Linked DNA regions of Homo sapiens: all the other regions are linked to region 4. A link is a loop called in an ENCODE intact Hi-C map of the cell type or tissue named here. Cell type or tissue: GM12878. All regions are shown on one strand.

Evidence for each region. Hi-C counts contacts between places; a loop is a spot of excess contacts. Peaks named below come from ENCODE experiments on the same cell type or tissue, not always from the same donor. Only the 100,000 strongest peaks of a DNase experiment are listed, where the experiment ranks them.
Region 1: a loop joins it to region 4, with 13 times the contacts of the local background. A loop is called at or near these places in 107 of 110 quality-filtered maps.
Region 2: it touches region 4 in a loop (2.8-fold over the local background); 16 of 110 quality-filtered maps call a loop at or near these places.
Region 3: a loop joins it to region 4, with 5 times the contacts of the local background. A loop is called at or near these places in 12 of 110 quality-filtered maps.
Region 5: it touches region 4 in a loop (4-fold over the local background); 3 of 110 quality-filtered maps call a loop at or near these places.

The regions. Positions count from the first base shown.
Region 1 is chr20:43,747,804-43,752,803 of GRCh38, forward strand. All of the region lies in intron 1 of LOC101927200 (a long non-coding RNA gene), which reads left to right. Among named protein-coding and RNA genes, the nearest start is that of GTSF1L, 23 kb to the left of the region's middle. RefSeq lists a silencer at 2,061-2,220 and enhancers at 3,660-3,859, 4,050-4,119, 4,620-4,699. In GM12878, a CTCF peak has its summit at 2,122 (motif pointing right); DNase peaks (open chromatin) are centred at 2,178, 3,628 and 4,898; H3K4me3 peaks cover 1,367 bases; H3K27ac peaks cover 2,754 bases.
Region 2 is chr20:43,914,820-43,919,819 of GRCh38, forward strand. TOX2 (TOX high mobility group box family member 2) reads left to right here and starts at 33. Exons shown (of 9, transcript NM_001098797.2): 1 at 33-171. The coding sequence starts at 73. RefSeq lists enhancers at 1-487, 488-1,205, 2,584-2,643 and silencers at 1-3, 24-133, 184-273, 1,344-1,403, 1,464-1,513. In GM12878, no CTCF peak of the experiment used is centred here; a DNase peak (open chromatin) is centred at 2,452; H3K4me3 peaks cover 1,986 bases; H3K27ac peaks cover 723 bases.
Region 3 is chr20:43,947,893-43,952,892 of GRCh38, forward strand. The region is part of intron 1 of TOX2 (TOX high mobility group box family member 2); the gene reads left to right. Among named protein-coding and RNA genes, the nearest start is that of TOX2, 36 kb to the left of the region's middle. RefSeq lists an enhancer at 2,683-2,772. In GM12878, no CTCF peak of the experiment used is centred here; DNase peaks (open chromatin) are centred at 2,129 and 2,459; H3K27ac peaks cover 1,427 bases.
Region 4 is chr20:44,077,982-44,082,981 of GRCh38, forward strand. No RefSeq gene overlaps it. Among named protein-coding and RNA genes, the nearest start is that of JPH2, 110 kb to the right of the region's middle. In GM12878, a CTCF peak has its summit at 2,959 (motif pointing left); a DNase peak (open chromatin) is centred at 2,910.
Region 5 is chr20:43,679,324-43,684,323 of GRCh38, forward strand. MYBL2 (MYB proto-oncogene like 2) reads left to right here. Exons shown (of 14, transcript NM_002466.4): 3 at 2,461-2,532; 4 at 3,471-3,563. Among named protein-coding and RNA genes, the nearest start is that of MYBL2, 15 kb to the left of the region's middle. In GM12878, a CTCF peak has its summit at 2,216 (motif pointing right); DNase peaks (open chromatin) are centred at 1,817, 2,178 and 2,878; H3K4me3 peaks cover 1,944 bases; H3K27ac peaks cover 2,955 bases.

The sequences.
Region 1 (5,000 bases), 330 kb before region 4:
CCGCCCACGTCGGCCCCCTAAAGTGCTGAGATTACAGGCGTGAGCCACTACGCCTGGCCTAAACCTCTTTTCTTTATAAATTACCCAGTCTCAGGTAGTTCTTTATAGCAGTGTGAGAATGGACTAATACACATGTGTTTTAATGCATCTTAGCGGGGCTGATCATAAACATATTTGACAACTGAATGGCACAGGCATCAACGAATCAGAACGGATGCTAGCAGTAAATAGCCATGAATGTCTCTGGGACTCATAACTGAACTGAAAGGGGCTCAATTTTCCCCACCCGCCTGGTGATTGGGGTGCTCATAGTCCCCCAAGAGTGGGTTCCTGCTGTTTTCACCCCACCATCCTGGCCTCCAGAAATCCACTCTGAGCTTTGAGCTTCCATACAGGGAGCTCAGGGGAGGGTAGGGAAGAAGAAAGGAGCGTGGGGGTGGGGGGAGGGCTGCTGCCTGGAGCTGCCTCTCACACAGGACCCCCTGGATGGTCACTCTGTTTCTGGGATATTTAACCCCTGAAACTGTCCCCTGAGCAGCTGTGTCACCCCTGACCTGCTGCTCAGTGTCACCCCCTCTTTTATTTTAAGAAACAGAGTCTTACTCTGTTGCCCAGGCAGGAGTGCAGTGGTGCAATCATAGCTAACTACAGCCTCAAACTCCTGAGCTTAAGCAATCCTCCTGCCTTAAGCAACCCTCCTGAGTAGCTGGGACTACAGATGCATGCCACCATGCCTGGCTAATTTTTAAATGATATTTTGTAGAGACAAGATGTTGCTATGTTGCTCAGGCTGGTCTCAGATTTCTGGGCTCAACCAATCCTCTTGCCTTGACCTCCCAAAGTGTTGGGATTATAGGCGTGAGCCACTGCGCCTAGCCTCATCTCTCCTGTTTTCATGTGTGCCTTTGTAAATTACTTGTATTTCACTGGTTACTTTTTGTTTCTATAACATGTTTTATTGTGACACATAAAATGCAGGAAAAAATGCATAAAGCTCATATGTGCAGGTTAACACAGGACTGTAAAAATATCCTACACAAAGAAGGAGAACTGGGTTCCCTGGGGCCCCCACCATCTCTTCCCATGACAGCCTCCTGATCCCCAGAGAAAAGCACTATCTTTTTTTTTTTTTTTTTTGAGATGGAGTCTCTCTCTGCCGCCCAGGCTGGAGTGCAGTGGCACAGTCTCAGCTCACTGTAACCTCTGCCTCCCGGGTTCAAGCGATTCTTCTGCCTCAGCCTCCCGAGTAGCTGGGACTACAGGCGTGCACCACTACACTGGGCTAATTTTTGTATTTTTAGTAGAGACAGGGTTTCACCATGTTGGTCAGGCAGGTCTCAATATTCTGACCTCAAGTGATCCGCCCACCTCGGCCTCCCAAAGTGCTGGGATTTACAGGCGTGAGCCACTGTGCCTGGCTATCCTAATTTTTATAACGCTAATTTCTTTGCTGTTCTTTATAGTTTCACCACTTAGGAAAGCCCTTGTTTGTTTTGTTTGTAAAATGACAGTCTTTTTATTTATGAAAATCTTGGTAATCCTGGTTTTGTTTTCATCCCCTCCCCACCATGTCCCCTCCTCTCCCCCAGCCCACCATTTATGGCAAGTGAAATCCACCTCTGTTTACTGTGGGTATTCATTTCTCTCTTAACATGAATTATAATACATAAATACGTTTATTAAAAATTTTTTTTTGAGACAGGGTCTCGCTCTGTTGCCCAAGTTGAAGTGCAGTGGGTGATCATAGCTCCCTGCAGCCTCCAACTCTTGGGCTCAAGCGATCCATCCTCCTGCCTCAGCCTTCTGAATAGCTGGGACTACAGGAGACAGCCACCACCACACCCGGCAATTCAGAGAAAAATTAAGTAAAGAATAGCATGTATAAATGAGATGGGCAAGATGATGAAGGTGGTACCCAAAGAACTGAAGTTTGGGAAACGTTGATTATCTTCCATTTATGAAGAAAAAAAAAGTCTTGGGGAGGTCTCTGGAGGGTCAGGGACTGGAATCCAGGTGCGCTGACCTAGGCCGACGTGGGCCACCGGGACACCACAGCCCTTGGGGCGCCGGCGGCCGGTGTTCCTTCAGGGAGCCCAGAGGCTGCAGTGCCGCTATGCACCACCAGAGGGCAGCACGGCCCCGGCTTGCGGCTCCCGGCCACTTCCCACGCGGGCGGCTGGGGTGGCGCTGGGCGGCTCTCCCTGGGGATTCGGGTTTGCCTGGACTCATCTTAGTCCAGAGATCCTCAAACGAGCTCTGGGACACACTCCCTTCTAAATTACCTGGGTGCTTGTTAACAGTGTAGAGTTTGGGGCCTTCCTGGACCTACAGAATCAGCATCCCTGAAGCTCCAGGTGTGTGGCGTGGGAGCTAGGGGGTTTGGACAGTGGGGTGCTGGTCAGGGGAGTTTTGAGAACACTGCTCCAGGGAGGTGGGCACTGTCTCCCAGGGTCAGAGTTTGGGGGTGATGTGTGTGTGTGTGCGGAGGATTATCACACACACCGAGAGGGATTGCCGGTCGGAAGCCTGGGCTTGCATTTGGGCCCACCTCTTACTTGGATGGGTGGCAAATTCTTCGTTAAGCATTTTGCATCTACGCACCCTCCATTTGACCACCCATCCATCCATCATCCATAAATATATGATAACTAAACCCTTACCATGTGTCCCTTCTGTGTGTGGAGATATAGTGGTGAGCAACACAGACAGCGTCCCTGCCCTCCTAGAATTCATGCCTGTGTGGAGGAGCCAGATAGCAGCAAATAATCCCTCAAATATAAAATTACATGTTAGGCTGAGCGCAGTGGCTCACACTTGTAATTGCAACACTTTGGGAGGCCAAGGTGGGAGGGTTGCTTGAGGCCAGGAGTTCAAGACCAGCCTGGGCGATATAGCAAGACCCCATCTTTACAAAAAATTTAAAATAAAATTACAATTTATAGGAGCTGCCTTGAAGGAGGAGGGATTCATAGGGTGCTGTGTGGATGAAAAGAGCTCTAGGAACCTGAGGATGTGAAGGATTCTTCCCTTAGGAAATTATGCTTGAATTGAGATCTGAGGGTGAGAAGGAGTGAACCAGGTGGAGTCAGAGGGAAGAGTGTTTCAGACAGAGGAAACTCATGTGCAAAGGCCCTGAGGTGGAAATGAGCTCACTGCCTTGGCAGAAGAGTGTGGTTGGAGCAGGAAGGAAGAGAGGGACTGGCTAGACCTGGGGTGTGGGCAGTAGACAAGGACCAGTACCCTCAGGTTCTCAAATTTCCCATCTTCAAATGGGGCAACAAGAGAACCATCTATCTTGCAAAGAGGATAACATGTAATGATGAGCCCAAAGCATCTAATGTAGTGCCTGGTACACAGTTGGTGTCAATATTGGGGGTGGGGGTGGATCTGGGCAGAGGGTACAGCCTGGTTAGAGAGCTGTGGGGAAGCACTGGGCAACTGCGGGGACCAGAGCTGTCTTGGCCACCTGCAGGGACCAGCTGAGAAGTGTGTTTAACCACAGTGAACATTACCGTTGGCATCGCTGTCTTGTTGAAAACAAAGTGAAATTGGAGAACATACTGTTGTCTTGAACTAGGCCAAGATGACTAATTATTAGACTCACTTTTGAAAGGTTACCATATACAGACATGCGCTGAGGTGGAGAGAGGAGAGTTTGGAAATCTGATTCATTCTGAAACCCCAATAGATGGAACTCTTGCTCAGTTTCTGAGCATAATGACTGTGAACATTCGGTTTAACGCAGCTGTCACCACAGGCAAGGTGCAAAACAAAATGTTTCGTACCAGCTCCTTGGAGTGTCATGGGGCAGCTCATGGCAGCCCTGGGGAGATCTCTGCTAGATGGTGAAGGGTGTGCAACGTGGGTGCTGGTGTTGGGGAATTGAGGGGACGCCAGACCTCAAATCTGGGATCTGAGTCTGAGGGATGGCTTTGCCACAAGTGGACCATGTGGCTTAGGTTAACTTCCTCCTTTCTTTGGGCCTTAGTTTCCTCATCTGGAAAATGAAGGGCTAGACCAGATGCTCTCCAAGAACTTCTCTAGTTTTGTTGTTCTATGGCCTTTGCTGGTGGTGTGACTTTGGATGTTACCTTCAGCTCCTGGGTTTTAGTTTCCTTTTGAGCATTTTAGAGTTCCCCAAGAGTGTTGGTTTATTTCACTCCCCATTTGCTGCCCCCACCAATGAAGTCTAGCGACTCGAAATCTCCTTCTCCAGACTCCACTGAGAACAAACCACCCTAGTTCCTTGCCCTGTGGGTCAGTGGTTTAATCTGGGGATGCGTGAGTCCCTTGGTCCTGTCTGGAGATGCATAAATCCACTGTGGCCCGATGTGGGGATTCCAAGTCCTTGAGGTCTAATCTGGGGATGCATGTGGTCCAGTACTCACAGACCCAAGGGGGCCTGAAGGCACCTGGACCCTTCAGGAAGTCCTGTCTCTGGGACTTACAAGGGAACATTCGTGAAGCTGGTATCAGGGCTGAACGTGGATTGGGGCTTTCTGAGGGCCAAGTGCAGGCACTCATTTCCTTCTCACATTATTCCCACCTCTGAGGGGCAGAGGGTCTAAGTAATTTTCCCAAGGCCACACAGGGAGCAAGGGGCAGAGGTGGCATGTGTGCCCAAGCCTGTTTGATTCAAACTGTCGTTAACTTTGGAAACTGACCCCACCATCTCATTTATTTCTCACAACAAATACATCCATTAACAGGTATCAAGGCTTAGAGGCTTCATAGCAAAACAGAGTGGAGACCTGGTAGGTAAGCAGGCAGCTTCCAGATTTCTCCACCCAGCCCCCACTTCCTGGCCAGGAACTGGAGGCAGGGAAGTTCCATTGCCCATATAGCTGCATGACTTTTCATTTGCCCGTTCCTGTGGTCAGACTCAGTGGTGTGAGACTTCCTGTGGTTGAGCCGAGTGATGCAAGAACGTCGCTGTGCAGGGCTGTGGTCCTACACCGTCCACTTTATTGGTTGTCTAAGACATCTTCAATGGTAAAATG
Region 2 (5,000 bases), 160 kb before region 4:
CACACTGGCTCCCACCCGCCGCCCGCCCAGGCACTGCCCGCGGGAGCCGCCGCCGCCGCCGCCGCGCCCGCCATGGACGTCCGCCTGTACCCCTCGGCGCCCGCGGTGGGCGCGCGGCCCGGGGCCGAGCCGGCCGGCCTGGCGCACCTGGACTATTACCACGGCGGCAAGGTAGGCGGGGGCGGGCGGGGGTCCCCGGCGGGCGGGGCCGGAGTCACCTGGCAGCTCGGGACTCAGGCGCTCCCGGGGTCACACGGGGCCGCGCACATCAGCCCCGCCGACGGGCACGGGCGGCTCACATCGATCCCCTCGCGGCCACGCTCACGCCCTGAGTTGTTGGGATCGCGGGCAGAAGTCATCCCGACAGCCACCCGTGCGACGACACAGTGGCCCCTCACTCGCGTCCCCCTGACAGCCTCGCAGTCATTCACAAGCCGTCACAGTGACCCACAGCCACACGCAGGCGGCCAGGCACTGCTTACACGGTCCCGCCGTCCCACGCAAGTCACCCTGACAGTCACTTATACACAACGACACGCAACCACTCACCCGCAAACAGCCTCACCGCCACAGACGAGTCACCCACAGACGCTCCGATGCCCCACACACCGTGACATGCCCCCACCCGCTGTCACACCCAGGCACAACGGGGGACAGTCACACAAAGAAGTCGCCCGACAGTCACACTCTCGCAGCCACAACGCCTCACCCAGGCGCACGCTGTCACACACAGCCACCCCCCTGGACGGTGAGCCTCAGACACAGATCGTCCTGACGGCCACACAGTCACACGCGGTCACACCCAGGGACGGCCACACCTCGGTCATCCACACTCGCGCGTCGAGGTTTAACTTCTCAGCGCCGCAGCACACTAATTGGGCAGTTTACTAATTGGCCGTCACTGCCTGGCGGGGCCTCGGATTCCGAGTAGGCTGCGGCCAATCGAGGCCTGTGTCCTCCCGGGAGCGGTGAGCCGGCGTCCCTCCAGGCTGGGGCTGTAGTGCCGGACACCCTCCCTCCTCCATGTTTCCAGGATCTATCCCCCCACCCCAGCCAGGTCCCAGCTGCGCTGCGCCGGGCGCATTCCCAGTGATGGAGGCTTGCGTGCCTGGAACCCCGAACCCGAGGCGTCAGGTCCCACTGCCGGGTCTGGCCCAGCCTGGATGGGTTGGGTGCCTCTAAGCAGTCCGCGTCCCCTTCGGTCGCCGGAGAGGGAACTTTCAAACTTAGTTAGGAAGCCAGACTGTCCGCGCGTCCGCCAGTCGGTGCGTCGGTCCCGGGCCGGCTGGAGCCAAGCGCGGGTTTTCGTCACTCGGAGCCCGGATTGAACAGCGCGCGTGGGTTTCCCGCAGCCCTGGCGCAGACGCGTGGGCTCCGTGGCGATGCGGGGTGAGTGCGCGTCCAGTGGCTGGATCGGCGCCCCCCAGGGTCTCTCCCCAACCTCGCAGGCTTTTCGTCAGGCCCCTGGTAGTGGGGATGAGGCAGGAGAGAGGCGTCCCGGCGCGGATCCCGGGGCCTCCCGGGCTGGGCCTCCCTGAGTGCGCCCTCAGGCCCCAGGGGAGCGGCTTCTGGCAAAGCCTCCCTGCAGTTCGCCAGGGGCAGCAAGCATCCAGGCCACTAGGGCCTGCGCGATGTGGGGCGGTGGTGGGCGACAAGTGAGGTCTCGCGAAGAGTGGCGGTGGTTCTCTTTTGTCCAGTGACCTGCAAAGTTAGAAGCCGATGAGGGGGGATGGTAGCCTCAGGAGAAGGCCGGGAGCTGCCTCCAGTCTGATGGAGGAAAATAGATTAAAAGTAGCAAGTGGAGTTTTCAGGGAGGAGAAGGTTGGGTGTGGGGGCAGCTGGTCTGTCTTCTGCCCTTGGCTTTGTTATTTTTCAAAATGTGAAGTTGGCGAGGTAGGTACCAGCCTCTGGTTTGCGGGTGTGGGTGGGCTGGGCATTTGTGCCTCAAAGTCTGAGTGGGTGGGGGTTTAGCCTGGAGCGCTCCGTTTGAGGGTGGTGTTTCTATAAATCTCGCCAGGGTGGGGCTGTCCCAAATAGGGGCCTTTGGAGGCAGGACTCAGCCGAGGCCCCTGCTTTATTCTGATGCTCTGTAAACCTCTGACTCAGCACCAGAACCTGTGCGAATCTCGCCGGGAAGGGCCCGTCAGGGAGGGAATGAGAAGCCGGCGATTCTGGTTTCTTTCTGTGTGGGATGTAGGACCCCTGGCCCATAGCTGAGGATGTGTCCAGAGTGGGGCGGGGCAGGGATGGGGGTGGGGATGCAGCTGAGCCACTTGATAGGTGAAAGGAAGGTCTGACTTTGCACTTGGATGTGAAATCTGCTACTCAGTCCTTCAGGCTAGAGCAGGGTGAGGCGGGAGGGGAGAGGTCACTGTATTCATTTAGGGGCTAGAGGTCTTTTGGTAAGGGATTCCCAAGTGGGCATGGCCTTAGTGGTGGTGGTTGGGGGGTAGGGCCAGGCTGTGATCAGGAACTCCCCTTTTCTGGCTCAAGAAGTGGATGGGGAGGGGTTGGGGAGGGAAATGCCCAAGCTCCACCTTTACACTAGTCACTATCAAAGCTGGAGGGGAAACAGGCTCAGGGTGCAGTAGTGACCACACTTGGGGCCTGTAGGCCTGGCTGAATCCAGACATTGTGGGGTGGACACACCCACACATGGGGGGCTCTGTCCGCAGACAAGAGGCTCGTTGCACAGGGAGCCAGGCTTTATATACATAAGGGCAAGCATTTGCCCAAGTGATGCCCGACACCTATGGGGCAGTTGACCTGGAAGGGCTCTTGGCGACCGTCCCCTTGGCGACCATCCCCTTGGCGACTGTCCCCTTAGCGATCCTCTACACAGAGATTCCCAGCCTCTTTAAACCAAAGTCACGAACATTGGTTGTTCTTTTGGTATCTTTTGTTTGAGAAAATGCACACTAATGAAAAGCTGTTATGGTTTTATTTTTGCTTTGAAATAGATGTGTATTTTATTAAACACAATATTAGCATGCATTAGAAAAATAGCTTAACAGGTATGAAGAAGACTCATTACTATTTAATGTAATAAAGGTGCTTTTTGAGCATAGGGATTTGTGGCCCCATGGCTCCCAGGATCTGTGGCTCCATGCTGGGAACCATTGGTCTCCTCCTTCTTTGCATTACAGAAGGGGAAACTGAGTCACAGAGGAGTGTAACTCACAGATTACACAGCAAGTAAGGAACAAAGATGAGGCCTGAGCCCAGGTTTGACTCCCAGCAGGACACTTGTTTGGCTTTTTTGCAAGTCTCTGTCATGGTTCAGGGGTTTAGAGCCTGTAACATCTTTCTTAGGGTAACTATGAACTCCTGGTTCAGATTTTGGCAAGGCATCTTACCAGGCTGGGGGACAGCTGGGGGATCCCTGCTCAACTATGGCAGACTAGTGTAAACTAGCCATCAGAACTGGGCAAGCCTGGGTTCAAATGTCCATTTGTTGCTTAGTGACCTAGGGCAAATGATTTTTAGCTCATTTTTTACTGAGATGTGATTTACATACAATAACATGAAGATTTTAAGTGTACAGTTCCATGAGTTTTGATAAATATTAACACTCATGTAACCAGCATCCCAGTCCAGATAGAGAACATTTCCGTCATCCCAGGAAGTTCCCTCACATCCCTTTATAGACAGCACGCCTTATCCCCACCTCCAGAGGCAACTACTTACCTGATTTCTGTTACCAATGCTTTCTTTAAGTTCAATTTAGGTATATTAACCATGCTTAAGTTCTAGAACTTGATATGCAGCATAAACATTTGTGTGTCTGTCTTCTTTTTGCTCAATGTAATGTCTTCAACATTCATCCACGATGTTGTATATATCCATAGTTTGTTCCATTTAATTGCTGAGTAATATTATATTGTATAAATATAATACAATTGGTTTATCCATTCACCTGCAGGTGGACATTTGGGTTTGTTTCCAAGTTGGAGCTATTATAAGTAAAGCTACTGTGAACATTCTTATACAAGTCTTTTTGTGGGCGGGGAAAATCATTTAATATCTCTGAGTCTTGGTGTTCTCTCAAAGACAACATTGCCTACCTCTGAGTTTCAGGACGGTTAAGTGAGGTGATACAGGTTAGGACAGTTATTGGCACATACCAGCTACTAATTAGATAACAACAATATCAACCATCTGGGGCCCATTCCAGGAAGAGGCTTAGCATCTCCGTTCCAGCATCCTTCGTCCCTGGACTGAAGGGATGAAGGCCTTCATCAAGGCCAACCTGGGTACCACCTTCCCCATGTGGTGCTTCACAGCCAGCAAACTTCTCTTTCTTTCCAGGCTTCCCCAAGAACTGATACTGCATAGGATGTGGCATGTTCTGCCATCCATCATTCTACCAAAAATATTTATTGAGCACTTCTTGGTGCTAGGCACTGTGCACAGCAACTGATGCTGCAGCAGTGAACAAAAGTCACTCAAATCACTGCCCTCTGGAGCTTATTTATCAGTGTGGGAAGTCATAAATATATGGGTGAAATATATGGTATCATGATTGATGGGAATATGACTTTTGGAGAAAAATGGAACAGGAAAGAGAGTTGGGAGTCCCAAGGCCTGGGGCTGGTTTGTGATTGTTAAATAGGGAAGTTGAGGAAGGCCTTGTGGTCTAGAATAGTGTTTCTCAAATCTATGTACACATGAAGAATCAGCTGGCAAGATTTTTTTTAAATTTTATTTTAAGTTCCAGGATACATGTGCAGGATGTGTATATTTGTTACATAGGTAAACGTCTGCCATGGTGGTTTGCTACACCTATGAACCCATCACCTAGGAGTTAAGCCCCGCATGCATTAGCTATTTATCCTGATGCTCTCACTCCCTCCCTCCCCCCGGCACTTGACAGGCCCCGGTGTGTGTTGTTCCCCTCCCTGTGTCCATGTGTTCTCATTGTTCAGCTCCCACTTATAAGTGAGAACATGCGGTGTTTGGTTTTCTGTTCCTATGTTAATTTGCTGAGGATAATGGCTTCC
Region 3 (5,000 bases), 130 kb before region 4:
AGGGAGAGAGTGGCTGAGAATTGCACCCTCACACATGCTCCCTGCCTGGAGAACAGAAGCTGAGCCAGGTTTAAGACCTTGTTTTAAGTCATGGCTCTGTTCCTTACTTGCTGTGTGACCTCAGCACAGCAACCTCTCTCAGCCAGAGCTTCCTTGCCTATAAAATGACATTGTTAGGAGGACTAAGTGGGATAAAATATGTAAAGCACATTGTTGGTGCTCAGTAAATAACGTGTTCTCCTGGGGAGGGAAGAGGCCCTGGAGAGCTTTTGCCTGAAACCAGGGTGTCTGTTGGCACACAGGGGCCCAAACACGGCAGGCACCTGCTGAATATTTATGGGAAGAATGAAGGTGTGCAGAAGTGGGAGGCCTGAGTTGCAGGGCTTTTCCTGCCATTAGTAATTGCTGTGTGATCTTGGGCCAGTTCTTCATCCCCTTTGGACCTTTGATTCCCTCAGAAGAAGAGTCCAGGCTGATGGCTTCAACCCCTGCTCTTCCACTGTGTTGGAAATCGGGTATGTGGGAGCCTCCAGAGCAGGATGAGCTTCATGTTTGAAATTAATTTCCTTTCCTCGGCCGGCGGCATCCCTGATGACTCTCCCCTGCTGCCTTGTGCATGAACAAACCGGTAATTAATGAAATTGGGAGCAGGGGCAGGGAGGTGAGGTTTCCAGTGGAGGCAGCTGGGGGTCTGCTGGGGCAGCCTCTGTGCCACCCACTGGGAGGCCCCGGGCCTGCTGGGGCAGCCTCTGTGTCGCCCACTGGGAGGCCCAGGGCTGCCCAGGAGCTGCCATCTCCGTCTAGCCAGGGGGCCTGGCAGATGTTCACACATCTGGACAGTTGCAAAGGGAGGCATGAAATATAGATGGGGAGATGGGGAGTGAATTCTCCAGCTTCTCCTGGGCCTGGGGAGCCATTTTCCAGGGAGGGCCTCGGGAACCTCCTGCTGTTGGGTGTTGAGATGAGCCTGGAGTAGCAATTGGGTGGACCTGGATTTTTAGCCTTTGGTCTCTTGACTTCTAGTTGTGAGGCTTGAGGCAGCTCACTTAACCTCCCTGGGTCTTCCTTGCTGTGAAGAGCAATTGAGGCCATGGGAGCAGCAGCCCCCTAGTCATGGGGGGATTGGTGTAGAAAGGCAGCTTTGATTTGCATGTCCTCACCCCAGGGGCTCATCTAGAAGGAAACAGTTACTCTCAATGGCCCTTTTCCTGATTCACACCCTCCGTCACCTCAAAATGCCCCTTCTACTTTGTGCCCACTTTTTATATATGACTGTCCACCCCTCGGCTTAGGCCACAAATGTGGGATCATCTTTGACCCCTTTCTCTGCCTTACTCCTTGCATCTAATCCAACTGCACTTGCTGCTGGCTGTACCTTCAGGGTGCAATGACTTCTCCCCGCTTCACTATTACTTGTCACCGGGATGACCGCAGGAGCCTCCTCCCAGGCCTCCCTGCCTCCACCCTTCCTCCTTAGTCTGTTCTTCTCGCAGCAGCCAGTGGGATCTCTGAGAACCACCTGATGCGCACATCCCTCCCTGCTTAAAGCCTGTGGTTGGTTGTCTTTTGTAATCAGCTGGATCTGTTCTGATACCTTTAATATACCCACCTGGGGGAGCTGGGCACCTGTCTGATCTCACTTTTTGCAGTCCACAAGCTAGCTTCTGCCTCCTGCAGAATCACTGTCCTGCCACCTCCTAAATCCGCTTCCCCACTGACCAAGCTATTGTGCCTCTTAATTTTACTTTCAGACCCCTTTGTCTGGAATGGTTCTTTTACCCCTTGGACTCCTGTTTATTCTCGCAGGTGTGGTCACGACATCCACGGCTTTCCAGAAGCCTTCTCTGATTGCCCCCACCGTCTAGCCGCAACTATCAGAGCCAGGGTCCCCTTCCCTGTGCCCGCTTCTGTCATTGTCCTCCCCATCAGTGCTGTGATGCTCTGGGAGGACATCACCCACGATGATGCACCTTTATTCTCACACGTGCTGCAAGGCCAGACAGCACAGAAATGTTAATTTAGGCAGTAGATGCAAAAGACCTCCCTGCAAATTAAGGGCCTTCAGACCTAGACAGACTGGAATAGGATCCTCAAACTGGTTTGATTTGGCTGTGACCTTGGACAAGCCACCTAGCCTCTCTGCTTTGGAGGGTCACGAGGATTGACGAGATGACATGTATAACAAACATCCTCCTCTTTCCCACTTGCTGGATTGTAAGTGTTCCCAAAGACACTTGGAATGTTTAACCCCTCACATCTGCTCTGAGCAGAGCAAACTCAACAATGCATAGACGAGCCCACCACAGAACCCCAAACAGGAGCAAAAATAGCAGCCATCGGGGCAACCTGAGATGCAGAAGCCACAGGAAGAAGCCGCAGGCCAAGCGGATGTCAGCGGCTCTGAGGCCCTGCTGAGGTTCCTCGGATGTGCTGAGCTCTGCAGCCCTCTCGCCTGCCCTCGCTGGCTCCCCAACCACAGCATCAGATAAGGCCGGTGGAAAAAGTGCTGGCTTCCTCTTTCTGGGGAGGGGTAATCTCAGTGCCATCTGTGGGGCACACTCCATCCCCAGTTGCCTCTCTGGCCTCCCCTCCCCCTCCCCACTGCTTGCTCTGCCTGTCTTTGCTGGTCTCTTTGCTGACCGAGGTCACACCTGCCGGCAGCTCCCATCTTAGGGCCTGTACACAGGCTGTCAGGCCCTGGAATGCTCTCCCCAACACATCTACTTGGCTCACTCCCTCACCTCCTTCCAGTCTTGGCTCCACTATCACTTCCTCAATGAGGCCCACCTTGACTGCTCTGTTTAAACGTGCATACCCTCCATCTCGACATTCCCAATACCCCTCACCTGCTCAACTCTTTCTTCTTTCCATATACCATGTAAGTCACTTATTGACTATGTGTATTGTTTTCTATCTCCAATGCAAGAGCGTAAACTCCAGGGGTCTTTGTTCACTGCTGTCTCCCAGGATCCCAGAATAGTGCCTGGCACAAAGTAGATGCACAGCAAATACTTTTTTGGTGCACGGACGCATGAGTACATGAGTAAGAACCAGCCCAGCAATCAGAAGAGGTTCAGGCTAGATTTTGGGGTGAGGGGGGTTTGTTTCTGGGCTCCAGGCCCCAGGGATGGGCTCACGTAGTCATTAAGGATTCTGGCCCCATGATTGACCTGCATTGGCCAGAAGCCCCTGCTGACCTTCAGGGCGATAGCTGTCTGGGGCCAGAGAAGGGTCTGGAAGCCTGTGGTCCCTTTCAGGAGGGACCCTTGCAGTAGTTAAGAGTTTGGCTTTGGAACCACATTGCTGTGGGTTTGAATCCCAGCTCCACCACTTCCTAGGTAGATAGCCTTCACGTCTACCTCTCTGTATTTGAGTTTTCTACCTTTAAAATAGAGTAGATAGGCCGGTGTGGTGGCTCACGCTTGTAATCCCAGCACTTTGGGAGGCTGAGGCGGGTGGATCACTTGAGTACCGGAGTTCAAGACCAGCCTGGCTAACATGGTGAAACCCCGTATCTACTAAAAATACAAAAAAATTAGCCGGGTATGGTGGCGCACACCTGTAATCCCAGCTACTCGGGAGGCTGAGGCAGGAGAATCACTCGAACCCAGGAGGCGGAGGTTGCAGTGAGCTGAGATCGTGCCATTGCAATCCAGCCTGGGCAACAAGAATGAAACTCCACCTCAAAACAAAACAAAAGTAGTGAATTCTGACCTTGCTTGGGTGGTGATTATGAGGGTTACATGCAATATAGATAAAGTGCCTGACTCATGGTAGATGATCAGCAAATGACCATTACTATTAAACTTATTATGTTTTTTTTTTTTTTTTTTTTTAGAGAAAGGGTCTTGCTCTGTCAACCAGGCTCTAGTGCAGTGGCATGATAATAGCTCACTGTAGCATCAAACTCCTGGGCTCAAGCACTCCTCCCATCTTAGCCTCCTGATTAGGACTACAGGTACATACCACCATGCCTGGCTAATTAAAAATAATTTTTTGTTTGTTTGTTTGTTTGTTTTTTTGAGGCCGAGTCTCGCTCTGTCGCCCAAGCTGGAGTGCAGTGGTGCGATCTTGGCTCACTGCAACCTCCACCTCCTGGGTTCAAGTGATTCTCCTGTCTCGCCCTCCCGAGTAGCTGGAACTACAGGCATGTGCCACCACACCCGGCTGATTTTTTTTTTAAAATTTTTAGTAGAGATGGGGTTTCACCATGTTAGCCAGGATGGTCTCGATCTCCTGACCTCGTGATCTGCCCGCCTTGGCCTCCCAAAGTGCTGGAATTACAGGCGTGAGCCACTGCGCCCAGCAGAAAAGTAATTTTTTTTTCTAAGAGACGGGGCCTTGCTATGTTGCTCAGGCTGGTGTCAAACTCCTAGTCTCAGCTATCTTCTCGCCCTGGCCCCCCAAAGCTCTGGAATTACAGGTGTGAGCCACTGCCCCTGGCCTAAACTTAACTGAGCATGTTAGGGTTATGCTGCCGTAACAACCCCCTGAATCTCAGTTGCTTATCATAAGGAAGGCTTATTTTTGCTCTTACTATGTGTTCCATGACAATCAGCAGAGAAGTAGGGGTTGGGCTCTGCTCCACAGATCACTCAGGGCTGTAGGTTGGTCAAGTCTCGACCATCTGGAACCTTGCTGGTCCTCTAGAGAAAGCCTGCAGATCTCAAGTTTGCTTTTTTATACTTCTACCCAGAGGAGACCCACGTTGTTTCTGCTCATAACCCATTGGTCTAAACTAGACGCATAGCTCCAATAAATGGTAAGGGGAGCCTGAGGTGTAGTGTCCTATGTGCCAGGAAGGAGAGGAGAGCCAGATATTGGAGAGCAGTAGTAAAGTCTACCACAGCAGGTACTTCCCTCTCTGCCCTCTCCAGACATATAGGCAGACTGAGACACAGTTAGTCGGTACTTACGGGACTCACTGTGGGTGGCTGAATAATGACCCCTAAGTATAGCTAGGTCCTAATCTTTGAAACCTGTGTATGTTACTTTAAATG
Region 4 (5,000 bases):
CTACAGGCATGCGCCACCACGGCTGGCTAATTTTTAGTATTTTTAGTAGAGACGGGTTTCACAGCTTTAGCCAGGATGGTCTCAATCTCCTGACCTTGTGATCCGCCCACCTCGGCCTCCCAAAGTGCTAGGACTACAGGCGTGAGCCTAGCCGATTTTTAAATGCCTTTTAGTCACTTCTTTTCATGGAAAAAGAGGATTTAGTGCTCCTCCTCCATCTTGCTTCCCCCTGTGTCCTCCCAGTGAACTACATAATCATGGTGGTTAATCAATATTCCAGGCTTACATTATTCCTATTCTGTAACTCATGTTTGCTGATGGGTCAAGCTACATATTTTTTTCCTTGAATAATTTTTCATTTTTGTTTTTCGTGTGCTTAATTTTCCTCCCTGTCACTCATTTTCCCCCAAAGCTCAGAGCTGTAAACCCCTTCTGATTATGGCCAGACACTTTGTGCTCCAATTTGATCTCTTTCTCAGGCAGATTCCAGCCATCATCAGATGCTTCCTTTTATTACTTAGCAAATCCCCTTGCTTTTCTCTATCATGGGTCCTCTCTTTGCAGGATTCCATCCATTCCTCCTTCCTATCTTGCTTCTTCATTGTGGTGGAACACATCTTCCAGGCCCTTTCTAAGAAAGGATGGATGAGAAATAAAGGTGCAGTTCTGCAAATGTTTTCATCTTACCCTCACACTTGATTGGTGGTTTGGCTGGGTAAAGACATCTAGGCTGAAAATAACTTTCTCTCTGAATTTTGAAGGCACGGCTTCATTGACTTCTCATTTCCAGCCTTGCTGCTGTTGAGCGTTGAATATTATTCTGCCTCCCATTTCTTTGTATACTGCTTACTTTTTGCCCCCTTCTCTGGTAACTTTTAGATTTTCTCTTCATCCACCATGTCTTGAAATCTCACAGGGATTTAGGTGGGTCTTCCCTGGCTTTGCGGGTGGTAGGTGGACCCTTCCAATCTGAAGAGAGCCAGACTGCATCTCCCCTTCCAGCTTCCTCTTACTCCTAGACCATCTTTTTGAATTTAGAAACCAAGAATTTGGCTTCTTTATGCTCTCATCTATGAAGAAGTGGTTTTCATCACTAATAGTAAGAGTGTAACAAACGAAGCACATTCATTAATTCCTCCACACACGTGTCTTCCACAGGGGAGTGGGGAGTAGGAGGGTGGTCTCCAAGCTCCTTCCTCCTCCCCTGTCAGGCTGGCTTTTTATTTTTATTTTTTTTTTTTTGAGACAGGGTCTTACTCTGTTACCCAGGCTGGAGTGCAGTGACGCCATCTCAGCTCACTGCAGCTGCAACCTCCTGGGCTCCAGCGATCTCCACACCTAAGCCTCCCGAGTAGCGGAGACTACAGACACGTATCACCACACCTGGCTAATTTTTGTAGAGACAGGGTCTCACTATGTTGGCCAGGCTGGTCTTGAACTCCTGAGCTCAAGCGATCCTCCCGTCTCGGCCTCCCAAAGTGCTGGGATCACATGCATGAGCTACAGTGCCCTGCGAGGCCGGCTGTTGACCACACTTACATCCTCAACTCCGCCCACCTTTGATGGACAGCATATTAGTCAGCCTGGGCTGCCATAACAACAGAAATGGTTTAAACAACAGAAATTAATTTTCTCACTGTTCTGGAGACTGGGAGTCAAAGGTCAAGGTGCTAGCAGGCTTTGTTTCTTCTGAGGCCTCTCTAGATGACCACCTTCTGTGTCCTCACATGGCCATCCCTCTGCGCCTGTCCACCTCTGGGGTCTCTCTGCATGTCTGAGTCTCGTCTTCTTTGAGAACACCTGGTAGGTTGAATTAGGGCCCATCCTAATGGCCTCATTTTTAACGTAATCACCTCTTTAAAGGCCCCGTCTCCAAATACAGTCATATTCTGAGGCACCGGGGGTTCGAACTTCAACATGTGAGTTTGGGGGAACACAGTTCAGTCCCTGTAGATGGGGTGCTCAATAATGATTAGAAACCCCACGGTGCTGGTTAAATCTAACCACTGGTTCATGGGCCAGGTGAAAGGAAACAGACGCAAATCAGGAAGGATTCTGTGTGAGTGCACAGTAGCCAGGTCACTCTTCTGGGAGGGTATTGCAAAGTCGAAACGCGGCATGCTCCACCTCCAGCTCACCACCGTCCAGCCCAGGAAATCCACAGGTCTTTGCAGGTGCCATGCACGCTATGCTGACACAGCACAAGGGACACTTACTGATAGGTCCTGGGAGGACACTGAAGGACAGGACTGCCTCCCGCATCTCCACAGTGACTCTTGGCCACACCATTTGTTACATTTCCTGGGTGCCTTCCTAAACCTCCAAGCTGCCCTGGAATCCCTTGACTCCCATCTACAATATATTATTAGTATAAAGGGAGTCGACGAACTCACAACCACAAGCTGCAAATTCCAGTGACGTCAGGGTCAGGCAGATAACATAAGCAAAGGAAGGAGACAGAGGGACGGACATATGAGAGAGAGTGATGAGGACTGGGGCTAAGTGGAGAGGGACTGCCCTGCCAAAAAGCATTTAAATTCAATGCGTGTTGGAACACCATCCCAGCCAAAAAACAAAACAAAACAAAAAAAAACCAACCAAACACAAACCAACCAACAAAACCAAGTTTGCTGACCAAATGCAGCCTCCAAGCATCTAGTTGGTGATCTCCACTGAGGATATATGGTTAAGAGGACAGGCTTTGAAGACACAGACCTGATTTTGAATTTCACTGTTTCTGTGAAACAGTCTGGTCCAAATGTTAGAGATGTGTGAGAAATATATGAAATAAAGCATGTAGTGCTTAGTGCAGTCCTGACACATAGCAAGTGCTAAGTTAATAGTAGCTATTAATATTACTGTGGTAAATAAGAAAGTAGTGACGTGATTCTAAGCCTTCACTTCTCAGGAACAGTGCGGAGAGTACTCACGTGTGGAGTGGTGGTGCCTCCTGGTGGTCATAATTAGGAACTGCAGAGCAGTGTAGCAGGCCTAACAGAATGATTAGGAGCCAAGAGGGCTAATTTACGGTCAGACAATGGGTTTGACTCCAGTTCTGCCATCTGCGAGTAGGTGACACAGGTCATTCACCTCCATGCTTAGCCTCCATATTCAACTGCCCTACACCTACAACCCCACGGAGTGGCTCTGACAACTTAACAAGACAATATGATATCACTTTTAAGGGCTTTACTGCATACTAAGTGCTACGATCCTAGGATGATCCTGGCATGATGTCAGAACTCAGAACACCGCAGCACCACACTGCCAACATCCTTCTCTCTTGTGAGAAGGTGAAACAGGTGGGTCCCCAGTTGTTACTTATTTTTTCTTTTATTGGGTGGCAATGAGAAGGGGTTACTCTGGACCGGAGCCCCTGACCAGAAAAATAGATCTGCTGTATCACCTGAAATTCACTGGAGCAAAATATTCCTTTGAGTTATGCATTGCTCTATCCAGACTTCTCTTTTAAACCGGAAGTTCCCCCAGAAGGGTGACTGTATTAGTTCCAAATACCCACATGAGCATGAGTTTATCAGCTGCTCCCCTCCCTGACAGGAGGAGGGGACTGGGGGACACTTTGTGCTGTCATTACCTCCGTTTGGGACCCCTGCCCCAGTCACAGCCTTCTGCCCACTTGCCATTGCTGGCCTACAGAGCTGGCTTCCTGCCTGCCTGTGATGGGAGACCCTGCCTTCAAGCTGGCTGAGTTGTCCCCAGGAGGTAGAGAACCAGAGGCCAGGCCTGACCTCAGACTGCAGGGTCCCCTCTCCCACGGCCCTCTGGGGAAGCTCCCCGCACCCAGGCCTCCTCAGCCCTGCCCCTCCTCCCCAGGTCCTGAGCTCTTCTTCCAGCAAACAGCGGCAGCATCTGCCTGGAAACACAGGAAAGGTGCCTCCACTTGTATCCTTTCCTGCCGCCAGATGGAGAAATAAAAACAGGAATAACAGATCCCACTGCCAGAGCACGTGTGCTGGGGCCTCTGCTGGGCACTGCAGACCCATTGGCTCATTTCATCATCTCGCCAACCCCATGTGATAGATGCAATGATTGTTCACATTTCACAGATGAGAAAACTGAGGCTCAGAAGGGTGAGTGAGTTGCCGAAGGTCACAGAGCTTGACAGCGGGGGAGCCTGGGTGGGAACCAGGCAGACCAATGCCTGACCCTTCACCATGGTGCAATGTTTACCCAATGGGAAGCCATCCCTTCCACCTCCAAATCCAAGAGGCTGCTGCTGACCAAGATCCAGCCCATTACCCTACTGTCAGATTGATCACATGAGCATGAATTATCAAACTGACACTCTGACCCACCCTGACAAATGTCACTGGCCAAATGTGTGACTGGTCATAACTGACAGATGGACAGACATTTGGCTTGGGAAAGCTAGGACCTGGCTAATGTTTGCTTTTAAAAGATCTTAATTTTTTTTTTCATTTTAAATTGAGGTATAATTTACAGCCTCTAAAATGCCCACATTTTAGATTGATGTACAGTTGATGTGGTTTTGTTTTCTTGTTTTTGAGATGGAGGGTTGCGTCTTGCTCTGTTGCCCAGGCTGGAACGTAGTGGCGTGATGTTGGCTCACTGCAACCTCCACCTCCTGGGGTCAAGGGATTCTCCTGCCTCAGCCTCCCGAGTAGCAGGGATTACAGGCATGCACCACCACACCTGGCTAATTTTTGTATTTTTAGTAGACATGGGGTTTCACCATGTTGGTTAGGCTGGTCTTCAACTCCTGACCTCAGGCGATTGGCCCACCTCAGCCTCTCAAGTGCTGGGATTACAGGTGTGCGCCACCCCGCCTGGCCAGATTGATGAGTTTGATACACGTGTATGTCCCAGTCAAGCTACAGGACATTCCTGTCACCCTAGAAATCTCTCACACCCCTTTCCAGCCAACCCCTGCCCCCACTGCTCTAGGCAGCCACTGCTCTGATTTCTGTCACTACAGCTAGGTTTTGCCTCTTCTAGAATTTCATACAAATGGAAGTACT
Region 5 (5,000 bases), 400 kb before region 4:
TGTATGTGTGACAAAACCACCTCACTTTAAATTTATCCCCTTTTCCTCCCCCTTAAATCTACCCCTTAACCATCTTTAACTTTGTAGTTCAGTGGTGTTAAGTATTTTCAGATTGTTTTGCAAAAGATCTCTAAAACTTTTTCATCTTTGAAATTGGAAACGAGGCTGAGTGTGGTGGTTTATGCCTGTAAACCGAGTACTGTGGGAGGCCGAAGCGGGAGGATTGCCTGAGTGTAAGAGTCCTAGACCAGCTTGGAAAACATAGCAAGACCCTATCATTAAAAACAAAACAAAAAATACCCACCAACTTGGTGGGTCACGGTGGCTCAGGCCTGTAATCCCAGCACTTTGGGAGGCCGAGGCAGGAGATTGCTTGAGGCAGTCTAGACCAGCCTGAAGAACATGTGAGATCCTGTCTCTACAACAAAAAAATGAAAATTAGCCAGGCCTGGTGGTGTGTGTCTGTGGTCCCACCTACTTGGGAGGCTGAGGTGGAAGGATCACTTGAGCCCATGAGGTTGAGGATGCGGGGTGGGCTGTGTTTGCACCACTGCACTCTAGCTTGGGTGACCAAGAGAGACCCTATCTCAAAAAAAAAAAAAGGATGGAAAACTGAAACTAATTAAACATGAATTCACTCTCCTCCCACCCTCCAGCCCTTGGCAGCTATCTTTCTACTCTGTTTCTGTGATTTTGACTATTTTATTTATTTATTTTATTTTTTCAAGACAGAGTCTTGCTCTGTTGCCCATGCTGCAGTGCAATGGCATGATCTTAGCTCACTGCAACCTCTACTTCCCGGGTTCAAGTGAATCTTCTGCTGCAGCCTCCCGAGTAGCTGGGATCACAGGCGCCTGCCACCACGCTGGGCTAATTTTTGTATTAGTAGAGACGAACTTTCACCATGTTGGCCAGGCTGGTCTCAAACTCCTGACCTCAGGTGATCCACCTGCCTCGGCCTCCTGAAGTGTTGGGGTTAAAGGCATGAGCCACTGCTCCCTGCCTGATTTTGACTATTTTAGATGCTTCCTGTGAGTGGAATCCTGAGTATTTGCCCTGTCTGGCTATTTGACTTAGCATAGTGTCCTCAGCTTTCATCCATGCTGTAGCATGTGTCAGAATTCTCTCGACTGAGTAATATCCATTGTTTATATGCATGACATTTTCTTTCTTTTTTCTTTTGTTTGAGATGGAGTCTCACTCTTGCTCTGTTGCCGAGGCTGGAGTGCAGTGGCATGATCTCGGCTCACTGCAACCTCCGCCTCCCAGGTTCAAGCAATTCTTCCTCATCCTCCCGAGTAGCTGGGATTACAGGCACCCACCACCACACCTGGCTAATTTTTGTATTTTTAATAGAGATGGGGTTTCGCCATATTGGCCAGGCTGGTCTCGAACCCCTGACCTCGTGATCTGCCCACCACGGCCTCCCAAAGTGCTGGGATTACAGGTGTGAGCCACTGCGCCTGGCTTGACATTTTCTTTATATATTAATTGATTTGACTGAGGAAAACTTTATATATAATTAACTACAACCATTTGTAGTACAATTCAGTAGAACCACCAGCACAGCCGGGCTATAGGACATTTCCATTGTCCCCAAGACATTCCTTGCCCCCCTTTGCTGTTCATCCCTTTCCACCACTGGCCTCAGACAACCACTTTTTGTCCCTATAGCTTAGTTTACATTTTCTAGAACTTCATGTGCATGGAATCATACGGCATGTACCCTCCTGTGTCTGGCTTCTTTCACACATCATAGTGACACTGAGATTCATGTTATCGCGTGAATTGGTAGTTCATTTCGGGAGGCTATTTTGATAGATACTAGCCTGTCTTCTAACTACTCTTGTTTTTGCCCAGACCTCCAGCTTCTAGTGCTGAATCACTGTCAGCTCTGGCCTGAGTTCAGTAATGACCTCCTTATGTCCGCTCGGCTCCCTTCCAGCCCCTTTCCCACCCTGTAGCAGGCAAAGAGAACTTTACAAAGTTCTCTTCATAGAACGTTTGACTGTGACCACCCACTCTTCAAACACATCAGTGGTTTTGCATGATAGATGGTTGAACTGATGCTGCGAATGGTCTGGCCCCTATGGTTCCCTCCAAAATCATCTTGGATCTGTTTTGCTTCCTCCATTTTAGCTATTCTGCATTTCCTTGGAACCTGTCCCTTAGTGTCCCTGAGTAGGCAGTCACCACGTACCTCTCCATATCTCCCAGCAGGGGGTGGCTTTACTTTTGTTCCTGTGAGCCTTCCATTGGCAGCTGGCTCCCTCCCATGAGATCAGGGGCAGCTCTTTTGCTGCCTGCTGCTGCAGCTGTAGTGCCTGGCACCTTGTACGTATTCACTTCATGACGGAATGGATGAACGAGGCTGTTCTTTTAGATTGGGCTCTGTCACGGGCAGCCCTGAGGTTTTCTGCACGTATGTGTGCTGAGCCCCTGTCTTTCTGGTGTTGGCAGGACGAGCAGCTGAGGGCCCTGGTGAGGCAGTTTGGACAGCAGGACTGGAAGTTCCTGGCCAGCCACTTCCCTGTGAGTACAGTCCTGCTGTGGCCCTCCCTCGGGGCAAGGGCTCTGGGAGAACAGTGTGCCTGGGACAGACTTTGCCAAGGAGGGGAAAAGGGAGTTCCTTACTCAGCCCCTGAAAACAAAACCAAATAAAACAGGGCAAATGGACCTTTGTAGGATCTCTCTTCCCAAGCTGGCATTCAGGGTACACTGCTGTAAACATCTTCCAGCTCCTCAGCATGCCTGGTGGTCTTCAGGCTCTGAGACATTTGCAGCATGTGGTGCATATTTGCATTTCTTCCTGTAAGTCAGGAGTGAACAGGTGTTCGGTTTCTCAACAGTGAGACTGAAACTGAGGGGAAGTGATGCTTTCAGCAGGCTTCATGGTGAGGCCCCTGCAGGGCTGGCAGGTGCTACCACATTCGAGTATTTAGAGCCTCCTGATGGTGAGGGGGTTCCCCTCAGGACCTCCTTCTCAGGCCCTCCCACCCCTGACCCACAGGTGTCTGGGAGGGAGGGGGTGTGGCAGGAGCTGCCATATGTCTTACTGCCTGGGCTGCTCAGAAAGCATGTCACCAGATCCTTTCCTGCCCCATTTCCTCATCTCCCCCTCTTCTGTGTAATCTGAACTCTTCAGGGAATAAAAATGCTCTCCTAGAAAAAAGCAGGGGTCCCTGACGTACAAGGAATTAAAGACTTGTGATGGTGGCCCCTTGTGTTCGGTTGGTAGGGAGCGGCTTCCCACAGGGGACCGAGTTTGCCCTCTCGTGTAGCAAAGGGAAACCGCCCATGTTCCGGCATGTGGGCTTGCAGTGAGTGGTGGCTGCATGGAACAGGACACACCTACCCAAGGTGTGCCTAGTCCCAGGCCATAGGCCCCTGAGCCTAGTACTTAACCAGGCCCCCAGCCCGAGGTCCCAGAAGTTCTCACAGATTGGTTTGTTCTTCTGTTCTTTTCCCAGAACCGCACTGACCAGCAATGCCAGTACAGGTGGCTGAGAGTTTTGAATCCAGACCTTGTCAAGGGGCCATGGACCAAAGAGGAAGACCAAAAAGTAACTGCTGGGACAGTGCCTTGCACACAGTGGGTCTTCACCCACCAGTGTACCTGGGGACTGTGAGATTGCCTTGTGTTGGGGTTGGGGGTGTCAAGCTGAGCATTGGGTGTGAGTTGTCTACCAGCCAGTCTGGACACTCTTATGCTGCCCTGGCTCCAGCCCTGAGATTCCAAGTTTCAGAGTGTCTCCAGGCTTCCTCACTCATGGTCTGAGGGCTATTGGGCTGATTACTCGGCTTCTCTTGTTCCACCCATGGAGGGGAGCAGTAGCAGTGCAGCGTTGTCATGAGAATTAAGCAGGTGATGCTTGTAGGGGGCTTGCAGGTTCTGTACATTTGCTCTCAGCAAATGGCAGCTGCTGCTATCCCTGATTTAATGATGATTGCACCCTGTGACCTTCACAGGGCACAGATGCCTTCTTTTGATCGCCACAGCAGTCCTGTGAGGTGGGCAGAAGTTGTTAGTCCCATTTTATAGATGGAGAGAGCAAGGCTCAGAGAGGTTGGGGATGTCCCCAACCTAGAAGAGGCAATAAGTGCCATGACTGCCTGGGGCTACCTTGGGAGTTCCCTCATCTCTTCTCCTCGATACCAGCCCAGAGGATGCCATTCCACTGAGGCAGGCATGGCTTATGAGAAAGAGGGAGATGAAGGGAACTAGGCATTTTTTTTTTTTTTTTTTTTGAGACGGAGTCTTGCTTTGTCGCTCAGGTTAGAGTGCAGTGGCGCGATCTCAGCTCACTGCATCCTCCGCCTCCCGGGTTCAAGCGATTCTCGTGTCTTAGCCTCTTGATTAGCTGGGATTACAGGCACGTGCTACCACACCTGGCTAATTTTTTTGTATTTTTAATAGAGATGGGGTTTCACCATGTTGGTCAGGCTGGTCTTGAACTCCTGACCTCGTGATCTACCCGCCTCAGCCTCCCAAAGTGCTGGAATTACAGACGTGAGCCACCGTGCCTGGCCTGGAACTAGGCGTTTTTAAATTAATTTTTTTTTGAGACGAGTCTTACTCTGTTGCACTGGCTGGAGAGTGTTGGCTAATTTTTTTGATTGATTGAGGCGGGGGTTCGCTCTGTCACCCAGGCTGGGGTACAGTGACATAATCACGGCTCATTGCAGCCTCGACCTCCCAGGCCCAAGCAATCCTCCCACCTCAGCTTCTAAAGTAGCTGGTGCCACATGTGCCACCATGTCTGGCTAATCTTTTTGAAAAATTTTTGTAGAGAGAGTATCTCACTATGCTGCCCAGGCTGGTTGAACTTCTGGGCTCAAATGATCCTCCCACGTCAGCCTCTCAAAGTGCTGGGATTGTAGGTATGAGCCACCATTCCTGTTCTTTTTTTTTTTTTCCTTGTTAATTTTTTTGAGACTGAGTCTTGCTCTGTCGTCCAGGCTGGAGTGCAATGGCGTGATCTTGGCTTACTGCAACCTTC